Linked DNA regions of Mus musculus: regions 1 and 2 are each linked to region 3. The links are chromatin loops, found by intact Hi-C in ENCODE. Cell type or tissue: heart. All regions are shown on one strand. Links, peaks and the distances in the headings refer to the core of each region. The heading gives the core; the rest is flanking DNA.

What was found. Peaks named below come from ENCODE experiments on the same cell type or tissue, not always from the same donor. Only the 100,000 strongest peaks of a DNase experiment are listed, where the experiment ranks them.
Region 1: it touches region 3 in a loop (2.5-fold over the local background); 7 of 42 quality-filtered maps call a loop at or near these places.
Region 2: a loop joins it to region 3, with 2.3 times the contacts of the local background. A loop is called at or near these places in 9 of 42 quality-filtered maps.

What each region holds. Positions count from the first base shown.
Region 1 is chr4:137,841,972-137,848,837 of GRCm38, reverse strand. No RefSeq gene overlaps it. Among named protein-coding and RNA genes, the nearest start is that of Ece1, 17 kb to the left of the region's middle. In heart, for the core only: a CTCF peak has its summit at 3,965 (motif pointing left); a DNase peak (open chromatin) is centred at 4,037.
Region 2 is chr4:137,858,764-137,865,629 of GRCm38, reverse strand. It overlaps Ece1 (endothelin converting enzyme 1), which reads right to left and starts at 3,350. Exons shown (of 19, transcript NM_001369179.1): 1 at 3,249-3,350. In heart, for the core only: a CTCF peak has its summit at 3,379; DNase peaks (open chromatin) are centred at 2,476, 3,419 and 3,959; H3K4me3 peaks cover 2,297 bases; H3K27ac peaks cover 2,207 bases.
Region 3 is chr4:137,907,534-137,914,399 of GRCm38, reverse strand. Ece1 (endothelin converting enzyme 1) reads right to left here. Exons shown (of 19, transcript NM_001369179.1): 2 at 546-632. The coding sequence starts at 632. Gm52683 (a long non-coding RNA gene) reads left to right here and starts at 5,787. Exons shown (of 3, transcript XR_003955133.1): 1 at 5,787-5,940. In heart, for the core only: a CTCF peak has its summit at 3,583 (motif pointing left); a DNase peak (open chromatin) is centred at 2,539; H3K27ac peaks cover 633 bases.

The sequences.
Region 1 (6,866 bases), core at 2,546-5,045, 66 kb after region 3:
TGCATATGCATATATCCTGTACTTCCACTCTAGTCACCTCCCTCCATTACTCTCTCCCATCTGCCCACCAACTCCTGATGATTCCCTTTTGTCTTAGTGACTGTTTTATTGCTGTGAAGAGACACTGTGACCAAGGCAACTTATAAGGGAAAGCATTTAACTGGTGGCTTGCTTACAGTTGCAGAAGGCAAGCCTGTGGCCATCATGACAAGGAGAATGGCTGCAGGCAGGCGACGATGGGGCTGGAGCAGGAGCTGAGAGCTTATACCCTGCTCTGAAAGTTGGATGGGGTTGGGACAGCACAGGCTTTTGAAACCTCAAGGCCCACCGCCTGTGACATACCTTCTCTAACAAGGCCACACCTCCTGATCCTCCCCAAACAGTTCCACCAACCCAGGATCAAGCATTCAAGGATATGAGCCTATGGGAGCCATTCTTGTTTAAACATCCACACCTTCCTTTCCCCAAATAGCCTCCCCTCTCCTTTTATATCATTTTTTATAACCCAGTGCATTTTACTGGTTGCTTGCCGTGCATGGTAAAGGACTTGCTTACCCAAGCACGAGTACCTTAGCAGTGAGCATAGCACTGAGAGAAACTATTTTCTCACCTTCAAGATTACTCTGTTTCATTCCTCTGTTATTTCTTTCTTCTTTTTAAAAGATTTATTGATTTTATGTATATGAGTACACTGTAGTTGTCTTCAGACACCAGAAGAGGGCATTGAATCCCATTACAGATGGTTGTGAGCCACCATGTTGTTGCTGGGAGTTGAACTCAGGACCTCTGGAAGAGCAGTCAGTGCTCTTAACCGCTGAGCCATCTCTCCAACCCTGGTACCATTCTTTGTGTCTGGGGACAAGTCCAGGATGTGGCTGGACCTGTTGGTTGTGTGGTGGCAAAGCCACAGTGCACATCTCCATTGGCGAACAAAAGAGGAAGCGTCATTTGTGACCTCAAGAATGTGGAAGATTGAGTCTAGTCTGGGGTGGGTGTTGCATTCCGGTCATGGGCCCCTGCTTCATCCCTGGTTGTCGCCAAGTTGGCGTTGCACAGCCCCGTCCAAATCCATGGTTGGCTGCACCAGGAGTGGGATGTGACCCAATTGGGTCAATCCAGTTCTGTCTCCTGAGCCGTCTCTCCAGCCCTTGCACTAAGACTTTTAATCATGCTAGAGTAACCACAGTCATCAAAACAACACACTTCCAACCTGTGACCAAAGATCATTTTAATTGCAAATTATAAAAATAGATGATTCTATGAAGTAAAAACCCTCATAATTGATATGGGGAGTGCTCTGCTTGAATACATTTCCTGAGAGAACAGCCTGCAAGGACTGGCACACACCAAGGGCCTCTGATGATCTATAAAGGCTTTGTGTTTAAAACAAGAGCAGGGCTGCGGGGCGTGAGTCAATAGTCAAACAGGAGCCTAGTGCAACACATGGGAGGCCCTGGGCTCCTTCCCAGAGACAGGAAAAGCAGAACAGAATAAACAGGAGGGCATGGACACACTGTGTGAAGCTCAGGAAAGGACAGACATACATGTGCAGCAGGGGAGGACACGGGGCAAGCCCATGTGCTTCTCAGCCCAATAGGCAAGAGTAGGTAAACTGAGTCATCCCCAAAGGGAAAGCAAAAGCCAACAGAAACATCACAGCATCTCGAAGGTCCGGGCAGCAAGGTCAGGAGTCCAGCGTCATCCTTGGCTATAGAGTGACTTCAAAGCCAGCCCGGGCTACATGAAACCCTGTTTCAGGACACAATAATACAACTGGGCAGTGGTGGTGCACAACTTTAATCGGCGCACTCAGGAGGCAGAGGCAGGTAGACCTCTGAGTTTGAGGTCAGCTTGGTCTACAGAGTGAGTTCCAGGACAGTCAGGGCTACACAGAGAAACCCTGTCTCAAAACAAACAAACAAAAAGCAAACAAATAAACCCCAGGCTGAGCAGTGATGGCATTTTAATCCCAGCACTCAGGAGGCAGAGGCAGGTGGATTTCTGAGTTCGAGGCCAGCCTGGTCTATAGAGCAAGTTCCAGGACAGCCAGGTCCACACAAAGAAACCCCGTCAAAAAATAATAAAAAATAAATAAATTTAATATATATATATATTAATTATATAGTATTTATTATATAATATGCAATTATGCTGGATGTGGTGGTGTGCATCTTATCTTAATCCGAGCACTCAGAAGTAGAGGCAGAGGGAATCACTATGAGTTCAAGGCTAATCTGGTCTATATAGCAAGTTCCAGGCTAGTGAGACCCTTAGTGTAGGTGAAGTGTGCCCCAGTGCGCCCAACCATAAACTTTTCAATGTCTCCAAACTCCTTTGTACATAGCTGGGTGTGACGTCCACAGTGCTAGAGTCACAGACCGCGTGACTGTCCCTCAGCTTACAGACACATGCGTAAGCATGGCTGGCAGGGGGCATTACTCACAAAAGGCCACTCGCTGGATGACTTCACCTACGTAAAATGTCCAGGACAGGGAGCCGCAGAGGCAGAATGCAGATTAGTGGTTGCCAGGACTGGGGTGGGGGCTGAGGTGGGGGAGGCAGAAGCACTGTAGGGAGGATGGGGGAGAGGAGGGGTGATAGAATGCTCTGGAATAAATGGTAATCCTTTGGTAACTTTGTGATGATGTAATAACCAGATGGTTCACTGGGGATGAACATGCCCAATTTGTGGTTCGTGGATGATGTCTGTAATCTTTAAAGGGTGTGTGCGCACACACATCTCTAGCAATCTTAGTTACAATAGCCCCCAGATAGAAAGTACCAAATGTCCATGTCTCATTATTAATACATAGTGAACAGGTGGTCTGTCCATCAAATGGAATATTACTCAGCCATGAAAAAGCATGAAGTATCGATCCACATTCCAATGTAGACGGCCCTTGAAAATGTTACATGAAGAGAAATAAACCAGATGAGCAGATGCCTCTAAGTGAGTTTACACAAGGAGCAACGGATGGACAGCAAGATGGCTCAGCACTTAGGTGCTTGCCGCCAAGCTGAACCACAGGGGTTTGGTTCTTGGGACCCACAAAGAGAAAAGTGACTCTCCCAAGTTGCTTTCTGACTGGCACATGCACACTGTGGTAAATGAGGGGCCCCTGGTAAATAAAAATGTAATTAACAGCTTTCAGTTGTCTCTAATAATAGGTAAGTCTGTAGAGACAGGGGTGGCCTAGGTGTGGAGAGGGAAACCAGAGAGGGCCAGGGAGTGACTGGGAAGGAGTCCAAGGTATCTGCAGGGCGAAGGTTCTGAAACTCAGCTGTGGCAATGGCGTCACAAGGACATCATGTTGTTTGCTTAAAATTATAGGTGAGTCCACACTTGGTGGTCTATGTCTCTAATCTCCTCACTTGGCAAGTGGAGGCAGGAGGCTGTGGCGATCAAAGTCATCTTTTACTACAGATTTTCAAGTCAATCTGAACCCAAACCCTCCCCCTTAAGCAAAGAAAACACTGACATTGGAGAACGAATGAGAGGGAAGAGGAAAAAGCCAGGAAATTTCCCACATGTCTGGGTAGAAGTGTCTCCCTAAAATATCAAGTTGGAGTTCGAGGCCAGCCTGGTTTACAAAGTGAGTTCCAGAACAGTCAGGGCTGTTACATATAGAAACCCTGTTGAAAAACTAAAATAAATATAATAATAATTAATAATAATAATAATAAAGCAAGTTGGGGTGATGCCTTTAACTCTAGCACTCAGGATGCAGAGGAACTATGTGAGTTCAAAGCCAGCCTGCTTTATCTAGCAAGCTCCAGGCCAGTGCAGGCTACACAGCGAGACCTTGTCTCAGAGAACAAACTAACAAACGGGAATCACTTTTTGGTCTCTTTTTTTTTTCTGGCTTCCTATTCTTCTCCCTTTCCAGGTCTGAGAGTCCAGGAAGAAACCCACACTGAGCGGCAGGGATGGCCGACAGGCTGCTGGCATAGAGCATGGCTGCCCTCTGGTGGCGACCTGAAGTGAACTCGGTTAAAGGCATTAGAGAGCAGGGGACATGCTCCTAAAGGGAGGATGGAAGCAACTTCTAGGTATCTGGTGGAAAGTGACAGAGCCAGAAGAGGACATCAGACATACCCCTATCCACCCAAACACGGATACAGCATGCACGCACACATGCACGCACATGCTCACGCACACATGCGTGTGTGCACACACTCAAGGTAGCGCTGATTCTGGTTGGCTTGGAACTCACTGTGTAGATAAGGCTGGCCTTGAACTCATAGAGATCTGCCTGCCTCTGCTTCCCAAGTGCTGGGATTAACAACATAGGCTACCACATACAGTCCCCAACTGTTTTTGTTTGGTTGATTGTTTTTTTGCTTCTAAATATAGAAATAAGATCAAGGGCTGGAGAGATGGCTCAGCGGGTAAGAGCACTGACTGCTCTTCTGAAGGTCCTGAGTTCAAATCCCAGCCACCACATGGTAGCTCACAACCAACTGTAATGAGATCTGGTGCATCTGAAGTCAGTTACAGTGTACCTATGTATAATAATAAATAAATCTTTTTTTAAAAAAAGAAGATCAAACTAGAAATCCCTCTGTTGGTGGCTATTCTGGTTTTTGCTTGTTTTTTGTTTTGGGGGAGGAGTGTATGTTTCTAGACTGAGTTTCTCTGTGTAGCCCTGGCTGTCCTGGAACTCACTCTGTAGACCAGGCTGGCCTCAAACTCAGAAATCCACCTGCCTCTGCCTCCCAAGTGCTGGGATTAAAGGCGTGCGCCACCACCGCCCGGCTGGCTATTCTGTTTTAAAACAAAAAGTCTTGTCCCTGAGTGACTCTGGAAGCCGAGAACCTAAGATCTCCAGGAAGCTGAGACAGAAGGATGGTGAGTTCTGGAGAAAGTACTTCTCTGTCCTAAACATATCCCCTTCCACACCTGCAATCCCAGCACTCAGAGGTGCTGAGTTCAAGGCTACCCCGGGTTACATAGTGAGACCTTATCTCAAAAACTGAAGGGCCTGCTGGTCATCACAAAACCAAACAACTCAAACTGACATAAAACAAGAATAAACCTGAAGCCGGGCGTGGTGGTGCACACCTTTAATCCCAGCATTTGGGAGGCAGAGGCAGGTGAATTTCTGAGTTCGAGGCCAGCCTGGTCTACAGAGTGATTTCCAGGACAGCCAGGACTACATAGAGAAACCCTGCCTCGAAAAAACAAAACAAAACAAAACAAAACAAAACAAAACAAAACAAAACAAAACAAAACAAAACAAAACAAAACAACCCTGAAACTATGCAAAAAACCGAGTCTCCCCTCTCCCAGGTGGATGGAGCTGGGTGTTGACTTGCTCACGTCAGACAGAGGTGGGCTGTAGGGAAAGCAACCATAATGTCCTCCGGGTGCTTGAGCAGGGTGGTCTGTCCTGCCTGGCCGTGCACCTGCCTCCCACAGAGGCCCATCTTGGAAAGCCATTCAGGATGTTTGCAAGCACGGGTGTGTGAACCCTCACTGCCACCGTGCCAGCAGTCTCAAATGACAACAGGTCATCTTTGTGGCTCTCCTCTGGGACCTGCATAATAAGCTCTTGAAATCTCCATGGATGGTAGAGGAGCGGCAGAATCTAGGACCCATCCAAGTCTTCCCAAGCCAGAATGTCCTGCCCAGTGGACACTCAGCCTGCCTGAGGTATTGTGCCTGCCTGGTGTGCACGGAGCCCTGGCTTCCATCCCTACCATCATGTAGACTGAAAGGCAGAGGCAGGAGGACCATAGATTCTCGCCCATCCTCAGTTACAGGGTGAGTTTGAGGACAGCCTGGGCTACATGAGACTGTGTCAAAACAAAAATAACAACCAAGCTCCTAGGATACTTGAACACACAGACACATGAATGTATGCACACACACATACACACACACACACACACACATGCACATGTGCATACAAAGCACACACTGGTAAAAGAGAGAAATCTTTGGGGCCGGGAAGATGGTCAGAAAATACTTGCCTCATAAGCATGGGGAACTGAGTTTGATCGCTGAAGTCCACATTAAAACAAAACAAAACCCAGCAACAACAACAAAACCCAATCCAGGGCTAAACAGAGATGCCCTATCTTAAAAATTAAGAGAGGGAGGGAGGAAGGGAGGGAGGGAGGGAGGGGGGAAGGAAGGAAGGAAGGAAGGAAGGAAGGAAGGAAGGAAGGAAGGAAGGAAGGAAGGAAGGAAGGAAGGAAGGAAGGAAGGAAGAACAGGGCATGGAGCAACTCTTGCAACCCCAGTGCTGAGGAAACAGAAACTGGCAGGTCCCTGGCTGACCAGCCTAGCCTACTTGGTGAGCTAGAGAGAGAGAGAGAGAGAGAGAGAGAGAGAGAGAGAGAGAGAGAGAGAGAGAGAGAGAGAGAGCGCACTGGCTGGACCTAGGTCCCCCGCACCTATGTAGCAGATGTGCAGCTCTGTCTGCATGTGGGTTCCTCAACTGATAGATCAGGGGCTGTCCCTAAAGCCATTGCCTGTCAGCGAAATATGTTCTCCTAACAGGGCTGCTGCCTTGTCTGGCCTCAGTGGGAGAAGATGCCCCTAGCAGTGCAGAGACTTGATGTGGGAGCCAGGGTGGGGGGATACACAGGGGACCTCCATCCTCTCAGAGGAGAAGTGGAGGAGGAGGAGGGAGGGACTGTGTGAGAGGGGGACAGGGAGAGGGGGCAGCAATCAGGATGTGAAGTGAATAAAAAATAAAGAAAACAGAAGGAGGGAGAAGAGGAGGAGGAGGAGGAGGAGGAGGAGGAGGAGAGGAGGAGGAGGAAGAAGAAGAAGAAGAAGAAGAAGAAGAAGAAGAAGAAGAAGAAGAAGAAGAAGAAGAAGAAGAAGAAGAGAAGAAGAAGAAGAAGAAGAAGAGAAG
Region 2 (6,866 bases), core at 2,046-4,545, 49 kb after region 3:
CCTCCCCAGTGCGGAATGTGAAGGACTAACTCCCAAAATACCGTAACCAGAACAATGTGGGAGTTTGAGCTGTCTCCCCCTCAGCCCCTCTGCCTGGTTAGTCCGCCTAGCATCTGGCAGCTCATGCCTTCTCCCCACCGCCTAGCTCTGTGCCCCAGGAGCACCTCCGTCCCATCTCTGTGCCTGCTGCTGGGTGGTTTGAGGACAGCTGGAGGTAGGAGATATAAAAAGCCTCTTGGGAGCCTTCATCCTACAGCTTGCGCTGAGGGCGGACAGACAGAGGGAGGAGTATGGGAAGGGGGGCTTCCGACAGGAGGCCATTAAGAATATTGCTGATTTTCTGCCAAGAGGTTAGGGACCTGGGTGGAGGGAGAGCTGGGAGTACCAGGGAGATCCAGCGCCAACAACAGGAAACAGCCTGCTCGGAGCAAGGAACCCCATTAGGGATCTGGGGGACAGAGGGAAAGCGTGGGCTCTCTGTTGGTGGGGTGGGAAGCTGGATTTAAGATTCAGAGTGGAAGTAGCCCTGAATTCCAGCCCCTCTTGGGAACAATGGCAAGAGAACCAGTGTTAGGGGAACCTAAGGAGGCCTGACGTCAGCCTTCACCTCACCCACTCACGGCGCATCAACACTGTGCGTCAGCAGACTACATTGGGCTCCCACTTCCCTCCCCGGGCAGGGCAGTAGAGGTCTCTGCTCTAGGTCCCGCTGTTTCCCATGCCTGCCTTGTCTCCTCTTGCCTGTCCCACATACTTGTGGTAAACCAGCCCTATTCTGGTCCTGCACTGAGTCGTCTATGTCCTCAGACCTCTGGTCTGATATCACCCAGGTTCCCCCTGACTAGAACACGTTTTCTTATTCAGATCACATCGGCTTAATGACTCTCCCACCTCTCCAGCCAGAATGGAACACTTGCTGGGCATGACATAGCCACCTCCCTGAAGGACACGGCCCCTGGCCTGAGGACGGTTAGGGACAGGTAGAAGGCCCATCCATACAGTTTGGGTCACTTCTTGCCTTGTACAAGGTCTGGCACAGAACAAGTATCCTGTAAGTCTCCGATACACAAGAAATAAAACACTCTATTTAGATCACTGTCTCCCAAATGTGATAAATATGAACGGTTCTTTCAGACCAGCAAATAGGTTGGATGCTTAGCAGAACTTCCCAAGGTTGTAAACGAAAGTAAATGGTATTCGAGCCAAACACTCTCACTTGGATTTATCTCAACCTGATCCCCCCCCCACCATCCTGAAAGATAGGAACCATTATCATCTCTTGATGGAGACAGCGCACAGCGGGGTTATAACACAACTTTACCAAAGTCCCTGTGGGGAACAGGAGGAGCTAGAATTAGAACCCAAATCTATTTGGGACCAAAGTCTAAAGTCTTTCTGATGGGCTAGGAAGCTTTTCAGGTCAGAGATAGCTCAGCCAGTTAAGAGCAGTTGTTGCTCTTACAGAGGAGCCCTGGAACCAGTCCTAAGCACCAACGATCTAGTATTCGAGCTACAGGAGATCCAACACTCTCATCTGCCCTCCACAGGTACCAGGCACACATGCAAGCCAAACACTCACACAAATTAAAAAGATAATTTTTTAAATGTTCCCAGGGCAGGGTGGGTTGTTAATTAGTTGGTTTATTCCAGCTCAGGCTGCCCTTGAACCAAGATCTGCCTGCCTCAGCCCCCCAAAACCCTGCAATCAGAACATGCAGGACCACACCAGACTTTCTGGTGCTTTGTAAGGAGGAAACGGTCCTCTTTGCGAGTGGCTCAGGCCAGGGTGGGTCTAAAGAGAGGACGTATGACCTCAAAGTCTCTCCCTCTTTTATAGCTCTCCCACATCCTCAAGCTTTAAAGCAACAGCTGGCCCACAGGTGACACATTCCCCGGCCATGAAACTAGACATGAGTTCGCGACAGGGTTTCTCTGTATAGGCCTGGCTGTCTTGGAACTCACTCTGCAGACCAGGCTGGCCTCGAACTCAGAAATCCTCCTGCCTCTGCCTCATAAGTGCTGGGATTAAAGGTGAGCGCCACCACTGTCCAGCTCTTGGGAGATTCTTAATGGGGGAGGTAAGTCGGGTCCAAGATGATCTCTGGGCACCTTGGGGGGGCGGGAGAATTAAGTCATCGGTCTCCAGAGAGACCAATGATGTCTCAGGGGAAAGACGCCAGTGGGTAAGAGAGAAAAGGGCTGTCTAAGGGAGACTTAATTTCTGACCAGGCACGGGTTGGTCCTGAGGCTGTCTCTGGAGCATCTTCAGCTCTCTCCATGATGCCCCTCTGTTTCTCAGCGAACCCCTCAGGCATGGAAGGGACATCACAGATGTAGGCAAGTCTCTAGGACCAAAAGGCAGAGAACCCAGGCAGATCTCCTCAGGCCACACAGGGTGTCCTGGGTCCAGTACACACGCCAAGAGCTCGGCTCTAGGAGAGGCAATCAGAGGTCCACAGGGAGAGAAGAAGCAAATGGCCCTGGGTGAGATGGAGAGGTAACCGGAGGCCTTGGCTCTAGGCCAGAGAGTCAACTCATCACTCCGAAGCTCTCAAAAGCAGCCAGATCTGGATTAGATGGATATCAGGCTTGAGGCTTGAGCCCCCAAAGAAGCCCTCTTCCTCAAGGACCCCTTTACCGTGGTGCTTTGGACCACGGGAGTCAGCACTTGGGCCCTCCTCTGAGGATTCATTACTGGGAGATGCTGGGAACACCAGATAACCCTCAGAACCTCAGACTATCCCCTCCTCTCTGAGCTATCTCTCCCCTTCCCATGAGCCAGGCAGCCACTGCAGGATCAGTGTAGGAGAAAAGTGCCCTAGTCTCCCACGATGTTCTCGAATCCCAAAGCCACTCGGACTATGCGGGGTGTGAGCTCAAGTCCAGCTGAACCTTGACGTCTCTGAATCGACCTGGCCTAGCTGCCCACGGTCTCCAAGTCAAGCCAAGCCAAGCTCAGCTCAGGGACTTGCACACCCCAAACCTATCTCACCAACTCTTCCCCAAAATCCAGCACGCGACCCCGAGTCTTCCACGCCAGGAGCAGCCCAGCAGCCCAGAACCAAGGTCCACGCGAACCGGACACCCCCCACAACTCCTGTCCGGGTCCAAGCCAGTGAACAGCGGGACGCGGGCCTCAGCTAAAGGGGACGCCCAGCTCGCCAGGAACCAGCCAGGATGCCATCGCCGCCCCGCTGTCGGGACCGTCGGGGTTGCATGGAGCCACAGCGGGCTGCGGGAGTACTCACCGTCGCTCCCGGGCTCCGAACGGCCGGGCTTAGGATGCACCTCCCGCTAAGGCTCCAGCTCCAAGTGCGCTGGGCTGAGCTCTACGCTCGAACCTCAGGGCTAGCTGCCGGGGCGGCGCGCGAGGCTGGGGCGCCCAGGCCAGAGGGCGGGGCCCGCCGCGAACCAATACAGAAGTGCGGGGGCTGCGGGCCCCGAAGAAACAGCCAATCAGAAGCGTCGGTTAGACTCCCCCCCACACCTCCGCGGGCTCCTTAACCCTTGGCATGCTGGAGCGCTGGATACTCTAGCTGCCCCGGATACCGGTGGGTCCAGGGGTGCGGGCCCGAACCTCCAGCTTGGCGTGCCTAATCTACACCTCGCCGGGACCCTCTCGAGGGACAGACGGAGCCGGTGTCAGGTCCACCTGCGCCCAGTTGGGGTTCTGGGAGCCTAGGCGACCTTTGTCTCCTGCCTGGTGCCTGCACTGTAGTATGACCCTGGGCACTGCAGCTGTGGGGTGTGTTTGTGTGCAAGAAGGAAGAAGGGCAGAGAGGAGAAGACAGAAAGGGGGGGAAGGGATGAGTTTCGAATGCCTGTGTGTTTATGTGGAAAGATAGAAGACTATATTTGGGGATTGTTAGTGTGTGTGTGTGTGTGTGTGTGTGTGTGTGTGTGTGTGTGTACACCAGCGCAGGCGCGCGATTCAGAGAGGGGAGAAGGAAAGAGAAATGGAATGGAATGAAGGCCCAGTAGGCGGGGGCACTTAGACCTCCAGTAGAGAAACTTTCTCTTTATGCCCGCTGCGCAGGTGCAGAGGAAGAAAGACCAGGAAACTGTACGTACTGGGTGAGCCGTGCATTTGTGACCTGTTGGGCACGCATGTGGGTGTAGTAGAAAGAGGCTTTGTGCCCCTGTTGTGAAAGAGTAGCCGGTGAGTGAATCCCGTTTGGTGTACATGTGTGTTCGAGCATGCAGCTTGAGACACACACACACACACACACACACACACACACACACACACACACACACACGGCAGAGATTTACCACAGCGTTGTAGGTGGCTCAGTTTGTGAGTAGAGAGGTCAGTGTGTCCTGTGTGGTAAATGTGTGGCTGGTTTGTTTTTTGTTTTTTAAGATAGGTCTTGGGGCTGGAGAGATGGCCAAATGGTTAAGAACATGTATTGCTTTTGCACAGGTGTGATGGGGGGGGGAATCGGGGGGGGGATCCCAGCACCGGTATCATTTGGCTCACAACTACCTGTAACTCCAGCTGCAAGGGACCCAATGCCCTATGCTGGCGTCTACAAACATCTGCATTCACATGTGCACATACTGCACCCCAGACAAACACATACATGTAGGTAAACAAACAAACAAACAAACTGCCAGACAGTGGTGGTGGCGCACGCCTTTAATCAGGCAGCAGAAGCAGGAGGATCTCTTGAGTTCGAGGACAGCCTGGCGTACAGAGCAAGTTCTAGGACAGCCAGGGCTACACAGAGAAACCCTGTCTCGACAAACCAACCAACCAACACAAAAAACAAACAGAGATGGGTCTCAATAACCTGGCCCACACTACCCAAACAGAGATGGGTCTCAATAACCTAGCCCACACTACCCCAATCCTACCTCTGCCTCTGGAGTGCTTGAGGTTACAGGTGTGCCCACCAAGCCCCACCTATTTGACTTTGGTCATTCCCTATATTTATATGATGCCAAGAAAAGAAACTAACGTATAAGGGATGTGAGATATATGTTCAGGGGCAAAGACATCCTAGAAGATGTGAGATGGGGGTTCAGGAGAATGGAAGGAAGAAAAAAAGGAGGGAGGGAGAGGGGAAGGAGGGGAGGGAAGGCCTGGGTAGTCTTGCCTACCATCCATCAAGAGGGAAGGAGGAGGAGAGGGCAGAGTGGCTGAAGATGGTGGCAGGCTTGGGAAGAGTAGGGAAGCAGGAACCCTTTCCCAGGACCTGTCCCTGAGTGTCCCTTGTTACACCAGGGAAAGAAAGACCAGACTGAGGATTTAGATGCCAGGGGGACTGTCTGCTCTTCCAATGTGTGTCTGTGGAAGCTTGGTGGGGTGGGGGAGGGGACCCATGGAGTGGGCACAGTGCTCTATAGCCCCTGAAACTTGGCAGCATCAAGTTTTCCACTGTGGAGGTGCAGGTTCGTGGGTGGGGTGTATCCCAGAGCTTGTACATTGGCGGCGGCCATGGGATTCATGAGCAAGAGGGCAGGCTGTGTGGTGTCATATGTACGTGCGTGGGCCTCAAGGATGACTGTGCCTGACGTGTCAGAGCCCATCTATGGGGCTGACCACATATACATACCATCAGCCCCTGACCTATTTCTTCTCTCTTTGGGTTGTTGTTGTTTTGTTTTGTTTTTGAGCTAGGTCTCTTGTAACCCAGGCTGGCCTCTAACTCCTTATAGAGTGGATAATGGAAGGTGTCTTGGGACTTCTGATCCACTTCCCAAGTGCAGAGATTCAAGGCACTCACCACCATGCCCTGCTTATGACGTGTTGACTTTGTGCATGCTGGCAGGCACTCCACCAACTATGCTTCAGTCCCAGGCTGGTTTCAGCTTTTTGGCTCCTCCTCAAGTGACTTCCCAGGAGTCTCCGTGTGCCACTTGGGGAGATCTCTTAAATCCAGGAAGATATGAAAGCCTATCCCATCACCCCAGCTCTGTGCTTGTTAGTACATGGCTTTGAGGACTCTCTCCTCTCTGAGCCTTAGTTTTCTCCTCTGTAAAATGGGGTTCCAGCCTGTCTCATTCTACCGCTGGGAAGGCTCTAGGAAATCATATCTATTGTATGTGCTCTGTTGCCCGCTACAAAGCCTGAAGCCTGCTTGTTCTACTTACTAAAAAGTTCAGAGGCTGTTTGTGGTGATGTGTGCCTTTTATCCTGGCACATGAAAGGCAGAAGCAGGCCAGGCAGTGGTGGCACACGCCTTTAATCCCAGCACTTGGGAGGCAGAGGCAGGCGGATTTCTGAGTTTGAGGCCAGCCTGGTCTACAGAGTGAGTTCCAGGACAGCCAGGGCTACACAGAGAAACCCTGTCTCAAAAAACCAAAAAAAAAAAAAAAAGAAAAGAAAAGAAAAGAAAAAAGAAAAGGAAAGGAAAAAAAGAAGGAAGAAAGGAAGGAAGAAAGAGAGAGAAAGAAAGAAAGAAAGAAAGAAAGAAAGAAAGTAAGTAAGAAAGAAAGAAAAAAAAGAAAAAAAGAAAGAGAGGCAGAAGCAGGTAGATCTCTGTGAGTTCACAGCCAGCCTGGTCTACATAGTGAATTCCAGGCCAGCCAAAGCCACAAAGTGAGACCCTTTAAAAAAGAAAGGAGGGGGGGGCGGTGGCTGGAGAGATGGCTCAGCAGATAAGAGCACTGGCTGCTTTTCCAAAGGTCCTGAGTTCAATTCCCAGCAACCACATGGTGGCTCACAACCACCTGTAATGGGATCCAATGTCCTCTTATACATAAGTAAATGAATATTTAAAAGAAAGAGAGAGAGAGAGAGAGAGAGAGAGAGAGAGAGAGAGAGAGAGAGAGAGAGAGAGAGAGAGAGAGAGAGGAAGAAAGAAAGAGAGGAAGAGAGAAAGAGAGAGAGAAAGAGAGAAAGAGAAAGAAAGTGGAAACCC
Region 3 (6,866 bases), core at 2,198-4,697:
CTAAAGGGAAGGAACCAGGCTTCCGGAGTTAAGCTGGCAAAAGACACAGAGAGAGGACAGAAAGCCACCTCCACCTACCCCCTGTTAACTGTGGTAGTCAGAGAGAAGAGCGAGAAATAAAGGCATAGTAATGTTTCATATTCATAGTTAGGACTCCAGGGAGGCCGGGCCCTCTTAGCTGAAGCAGGGATAGCTTTAAACTGTTGGTGCTGGAAGCTGGGTCCCTATAACCCCGGGAGAGTCCCCCCGCCCCCATCACCACTACTACCATCCTAGGCTGTTCCGTGAAAAGTTCAGGGCAGGAGAGTTCTGGGCTTCAACTCTGCATCTGAGTTGTGGCCCAGATCTCGGGATGGATGGGGCTGAAGCAGGGCTGGAAACCAGCCTCAGAGTACCGCTGCACAGGAAGGGGCTCTCCGGGGGCCCAGAGCTGCTTGTGTGCACGACCCATCTCCCTTCCCTACGGACTGATGCGGGGAGGAGACGCAAGACTGCGCATGCCCGAGCCGGGGCAGTGCTGAACCAGCAAGGATCAGAGTTCCTACCTGTAGGCCATTGGGGTACACATCGCCCTCGGAGAGTGAGTCCACCAGATCCTCTTCGTCCAGCGTGGCCCGCTTGTAGGTTGACATCTGCAATGCCAAATGTAGTACGGACTCCCTCAGCGTCTCCATTGCCCAAATGGGGAAACGGGACCCGGCGCCCCGCCCCGGCCACCCGAGATCAGCCCACGGATGGATGGCCCTCCCCGCGCGCCACGCCCGCCTCACCCCCAGAGCGGCCAGCGCGGCGGCCAGCGGCGACCACACGGTCCGCATGCTGCACCCCGCGACGCCCAGTCTGGGTTGGGTCCCCTCGAGCTCCTGTCTCCACGCGCCCGGCTGCTGGGGGCGTTTCCCGCTGGGAGGTGGGCGTGGCCGGCGGGGCACGTGCCTCTCCCAGGCCTTCCGCGAGAGTTGGGGTGGGGTGGACTAGCTGGCAGGGCCAAGCCTCATAGAGGTTTCTTTTACAATGAGGTCCCCAGCGGCAGAGACTAAGGGTCAGCAAAGCCTAGCCGAATCAAGACAGATTCCTTCACCATCAGCTGAGACACGAGGTCTTCCATCCAGCTAGAAAGGCTAGCGGGGGGGGGGGGGGGGAGGTAGAGCCAGGAACTCCCCCATCCTACCCCACCCCGCATCTCGGTTCCTTTTTCCTCTCTAATTTGGTAGTTTTAAAGCCAGAGATCTGAATGAAGTTCACACAATGCTAAGAAAGTCCTCTGACACGGTGAAAACTGCTGATTGAATTTGGAGGTCTGCCACCCTCCCTCAAAGGAGGTGGCCCTCCATACACACCAAGAACTTTTGCTTCATGGGCCAGCCAGACGGTTTAGCCAGCAAAGTGTTTGCAGTTAAGTCCGACCATTTGAGTGCATCGTCAGGATCCACAGGATGCAAGGAGAGAGCCAAGTCCCACGGGTTGACCTTTGCCCTCTACACGTGTCACTGCACATACACTTCCAGACATGTACACACACACACACACACAAATAATGATCTAAGTTCTAGCAAAAAGGGGAGCCGGGCATGATGGCACACGCCTTTAATCCCAGCACTTGGGAGGCAGAGACAGGCGAATTTCTGAGTTCGAGGCCAGCCTGGTCTACAGAGTGAGTTCCAGGACAGCCAGGGAACACAGAGAAACCCTGTCTCAAAAAATTAAAAAAAAAAAAAAAAGAAAGAAAGAAAAAGAAAAGAAAAAGGAGGAAGAGGGTATGGTGGTGCATTCCATTAAATCTCAGTACCCGGGGGAGACAGAGGCGCGCAGACCTCTGAGTTCAAGGCCAGTCTGGTCTACATAGTAAAATCTTAAAAACAAAGTGGGGGTGGGGTGGGAATCGTTGCTTTGGGCTGTGCTGGGAGATATAGCTCAGTGGTGGCACACTCCCTCAGTTTCATCCCCAGTATAGCAAAAGCAAAATAAAATCACAGAGCTTTGGAGCAGATCAAAAGTCAGGTTAGTTAAAACATACTTTAAAAGAACCCAGGTAGGCGAAGTCAGGTCTCAGGAGTAGAGAATTTTCTTTAAGTGTCCCCTTCCTTGCCAGGGGCATCTCCTGTGACCATCATCTAGTGTGACCATCATCTAGTTTCCCAAAAGGTACCGGTCACCTCTAATAACTCACTCAAACACTTTCAGCTTTCCAAAGAGACAATTCTTTTCTCTTTTTTAGGCTTTTTAAAAACACATGTATGTTTATCTGTCTGTCTGTCTGTCTGTCTAGGTACCACATGCATTCCTGGTGCCAGTGGAGGTTACAATAGGGAATTGGAGTCCTCGGAAGTGGAGTTAGGGATGGTTGTGAGCCACCATGTGGGTGCTGGGAACTTAACTTAGGTCACCCAGAGGAGCAGGCATTGCTGTAACCACTGGGACATCCCCCTAACGCACCATTTCTGTTCTGAACTTGGCTCCCACTGTTGGGCATATATGCAAGAGAACCAGCGTGGAGGGAGGGGTGAGGTGGTTGTCCAAGGCAGGGGGAGGGGCCAGTGAGGAAAGTGGCTCCAGGGGATCCCTATGATTTAGGGGTCAGCAAGATGCCTCAGAGGGGCTTGCCTCAAATACGAACACTTGACTTCATCCCCGTGACCCTCACTCCCTCTGACAGCCCCCTCGACGGACTGCCAGAGTCAAACAGCCATTCTAAATGAAATTCTCATCACACGACCCTTGCTTCGAAGGCCTCTGTTATCCCCAACCTTTTGCCAGGCTCAGGGCTGCCCGTCTCTGACCCACCAAGGCGCCAGATCTCTCCCCTGGCTTACGTTCCTGATCTGCAGACACCTGAGCTGCTCATTCTCCGCCAAGTCCTTTGTAGCTGCTGCTCCCTCCCTCCATCTGGAACATTCTTTTCTAATCTTTGCTCCTCCCACTACCAGCCTCGGACTCTCAGATTAAATGCCACCTACTTAAAAGGTCCAAATCACCCCCAAATAGCTTCCCAAATTCTCTTACGGCAGCCTTTTACTTCCTTATAGTATTTATTGTCTGCTGTGGTTGGTTTTGTTTGGGAGGCAGGGTCTTATCGTGTAGCCCAGGCGAGCCTGGAACTCACAATCCTCTTGCCTCCACCTCTCAAGGTCTGGGATGGCAGGTGTGCACCTCCACACCCACCCACCCACCAGCGCTCAGTATATGTTAGGTGTTTACTGCTCGCTGCTCTCTCTCCCTCTCCCCCAAGCCTCTCCTACAGCAGCTGGGCCCTTGGGGGAGACTCCCCATCACCATGCACAGAGTAGGTGCTCAACAATAGCTCTTAAGCGGAATGGCGGAGCCAGTGGACAGGCGTTAAAGTGCCTCAAGTTCTCGTGAAAAATCTGGTGTCTAACAAAATGCCTGTGGGGAACACAGAAACATATCCAAGAGACACAGGTCCCGGGGAGAGCAAGCTGTGTGTGCAGGGGAAATATCTCTTTTTTTGGGGGGGGGGGCTGTAGTCATGTCTCAGTGGTTAGAAGCACTTGCTGCTCTTGCAGGGGATCCAGGTCCAATTCTGCAACTCCAGATCCAGAGGATCGGATGCCCTCTCCTGGCCTCCACAGGCACTGCACACATGTGGTGCATGCCATGTGCTTGTAGACAACATAAGATGAACATTTAAAGAGATTTGTGATGCCGGGCAGTGGTGGCTCACGCCTTTAATCCCAGCACTTGGGAGGCAGAGGCAGGCGGATTTCTGAGTTCCAGGCCAGCTTGGTCTACAGAGTGAGTTTCAGGTCAGTCAGGGCTACACAGAGAAACCCTGTCTCAAAAAAAAAAAAAAAAAAGTTTAGTGGCTAGCCTGGTGGTGGCAGTGGAGCACACCTTTGCTCCCAGCACTCAGGAGGCAGAGGCAGGCAGATGTCTCTGAGTTGAAGGTCAGCCTGGTCTACAGAGTGAGTTCCAGGACAGCCAGGGCTAAACCCTGTCTCAGAAAAAAAAAATGGGGGTGGGGTGGGAGATTTGTTTATTCTTGCATATGTACATAAGTGTTTTACTTATATACATGCATGTGTACCGTATGAATAACTGGTGCCCATGGAAGCCAGAAGATGGTATTAGGTCCTCTGCAACTAGAATTACAGACAGGTGGGTGCTGGGAGCTGAACGTGGATCTTCCGCAAGTGCTCTTAACCACTGGGCCATCTCTCCAGCTCCACCTGGGGTGGGGGTGGGGGGAGTTAACCAAATTCTTTTTTTTTTTTTTTTTTTTAAAAGTCCTAACCAATGATCTATCTCTCCAGTGCTTCCTTCACCTCACTGTCATTCTTTTTTTTTTTTTTTTTTTAAAGATTTATTTATTTATTATATGTAAGTACACTGTAGCTGTCTTCAGACGCACCAGAAGAGGGCATCAGATCTCATTTACGGGTGGTTGTGAGCCACCATGTGGTTGCTGGGATTTGAACTTCGGACCTTCGGAAGAGCAGTCGGGTGCTCTTACCCACTGAGCCATCTCACCAGCCCCCCCAAATTCTTAAATCTTATGGTCCTCTCCCCACTAGGCAGAGGAGTCCCTATTACATCACTCCAGGGGGGAAAGACATCTAAGGGTTTTCTAAAACAAGAGCTTTGGCTACATTGACAGGTGCTAATCACCAGAGGAAAGAGTTCTGGTTCCCCCAGCACCTCCCCTGGGACCTAGGAGGGCCAGGGAAGTGAAAACCTCTGCTTCCCAGCCTCTGCTCTCAGCCTGACACCCTTTCTCTTTTGTGGGTTTTCTTGGCCCCTCTCACACAGAGCGAAACCGGAACTATGGGAAGCAGCTTCGGGCAGGTTAAACACTGGCTCCTCCCACACTCCCAGTTCATTTCAGAGACTTCTGGGAAACCTCCTGACCACTGACAGCATCTCCCCCCACCCCCACCCCACCCCCATGTGTCCCTCCAGTCTCCTCCCCACGAGACCAGGCATCCCTCCCTAGACCAGGCATCTCTTCAGATAGGAGTGCCCTGAACTCAGAGCTCTGCTCCCTCAAGGGCCAAGGCTGGGGCTACAGCTTCTAGATGTTTGAGCAAAGGTACAAATGGGTAGGTGGACAGCCACCATCCCACCCATCCTGCTCCTGCTGTTAGTGGCTAGATGACACAAACGGCCCAGGTACCTCTCAAGCGAAATAAACATTGCAGAAAGGTCTTTCAAGCCACAAAAGCTCTCCTCCATTCCTGCCATCTGGGCATGTCCAGCAGGTGTGTCCTCCACAGACAGAGAAAGAGGCAGGTAGTAAGTGGACCCTACACTTACTGGGTGCCACTTAAGATGCCATGTCTCAGAGCACTTCAGCCCTCTCAGTCAACTTCCTTGTCTCCACCTAACAAATAGATGACCAAGTGTCAGGGAGGGTTCACCCCTCCAGTGCCCTGGCTGGACCCTGAGGTAGCTGGGATGTGAGCTTTTCTACCGACCTGTAAACCAACTCATGGCGGCTTCACTAAGCTGTCCTCAAGAAGGCCAGACCACACAGCAAGTCAGTCAGGACCAGAGTCAGGTCACAAGCCTGGGTCCTGGAGACCAGGGCCTGTGTTCTTTGTGGCAGGCACAACTCCTTCCAGTGAGGACTTCATGGAGTGTGGATGCCCCGGGAAGTCTAGGCCCTGGGCTGGCGGAATGGCCAGGGCTTGTTTTAATGGCCTCATTTGTGGTTATATGGTTATATGGGTGCCACGCCCTACCTGAGCTCCAGGAAAGCAGAACTGCTTTGTGGGGAGCCTCCCCCAACCCCACCCCACTCCAGAAATCTGGGCTGCATCTGGACCTGGAGCTCACAAGGAGGGCTTGGCCGAGATCGAGAACGATGAAGTGGGAATGGCTGCTACCTGTGGAAAGTGGGTCCTGGGTCCCCGATGCCCAGCTGTACAGGGAAAGTGACAAGAACCAGATGAGATGGTGGCAGATCTGGAAACTGCAGCAGTCGTTGTGAGTCTGGGACAAGCAAAAGTGGGACACAAAGAGGCTCCCATGTTTCTGATGACAAAGGCCTGTGGCCTGGTGGTACCCAAGAATCCCATGGGCCCCAACCACTTTAGTCACTCATGCTTCTTGTGGTTGGTTTGCCCAAGGCAGGAGATCTGTGAGGAATCTTGGAGCGTGTCAGAGGCGACAAAGAGAGGGGAGTTTCGAGACTGGGCCCGGAAGCCACACCCTGAGCTGTCTTCACATTCTGTTTCTACTAAGTCGCCACTGCTCCGGGGGTGGGGTGGGGGCCACCCTCATGGCTGAGTGCCCATCGTTTATGTCTGCCAGCAACAGGCTGGGATCTGCGAGACACTACGTGTCACCCAGTACACGCTCATTCAACAGGCGTGAAGACAGAGCTGCCAAAACTCACTTCAAACCTCAGTCCCCTGCCCGACTCCGCCACTTTCCAGCTTTGTAACATTGGCCAAGAGACTCTGTCTTTATGCCTCAGTTGTATCATTTGGAAAACTGGGTAATTAACAGATAACACCCCCCCACTCCCACCCCCACCCCCACACATACAGAGGGGTGTTGTGATACATAACGAGGTAATAGAGATACGTGCTTAGATCAGGGCCAGCGCCACAGCAGGTGCCTGTGTTATTCGTATGCTATCCCATAGCGTGCTGGTGCACGTGTGGGTGTGATGTGTGCACTGCACCCATGTAAGCAGGCACATGCTCTGCTTCAAGCAAAACAATAAATAAATGTAACTGACCGCGGCTAGCAATAGAGCTCATTGTAGAGTACCTGCCTTGCATGCCCAAGGCTTTGGATAATTAACAATGGTAATAATAATAATAATAATAATAATAATAATAATAATAATAAAAAATAATAATAATAATAAATGATAAGCCACCCTCCAAGTCGCTGACACTGAC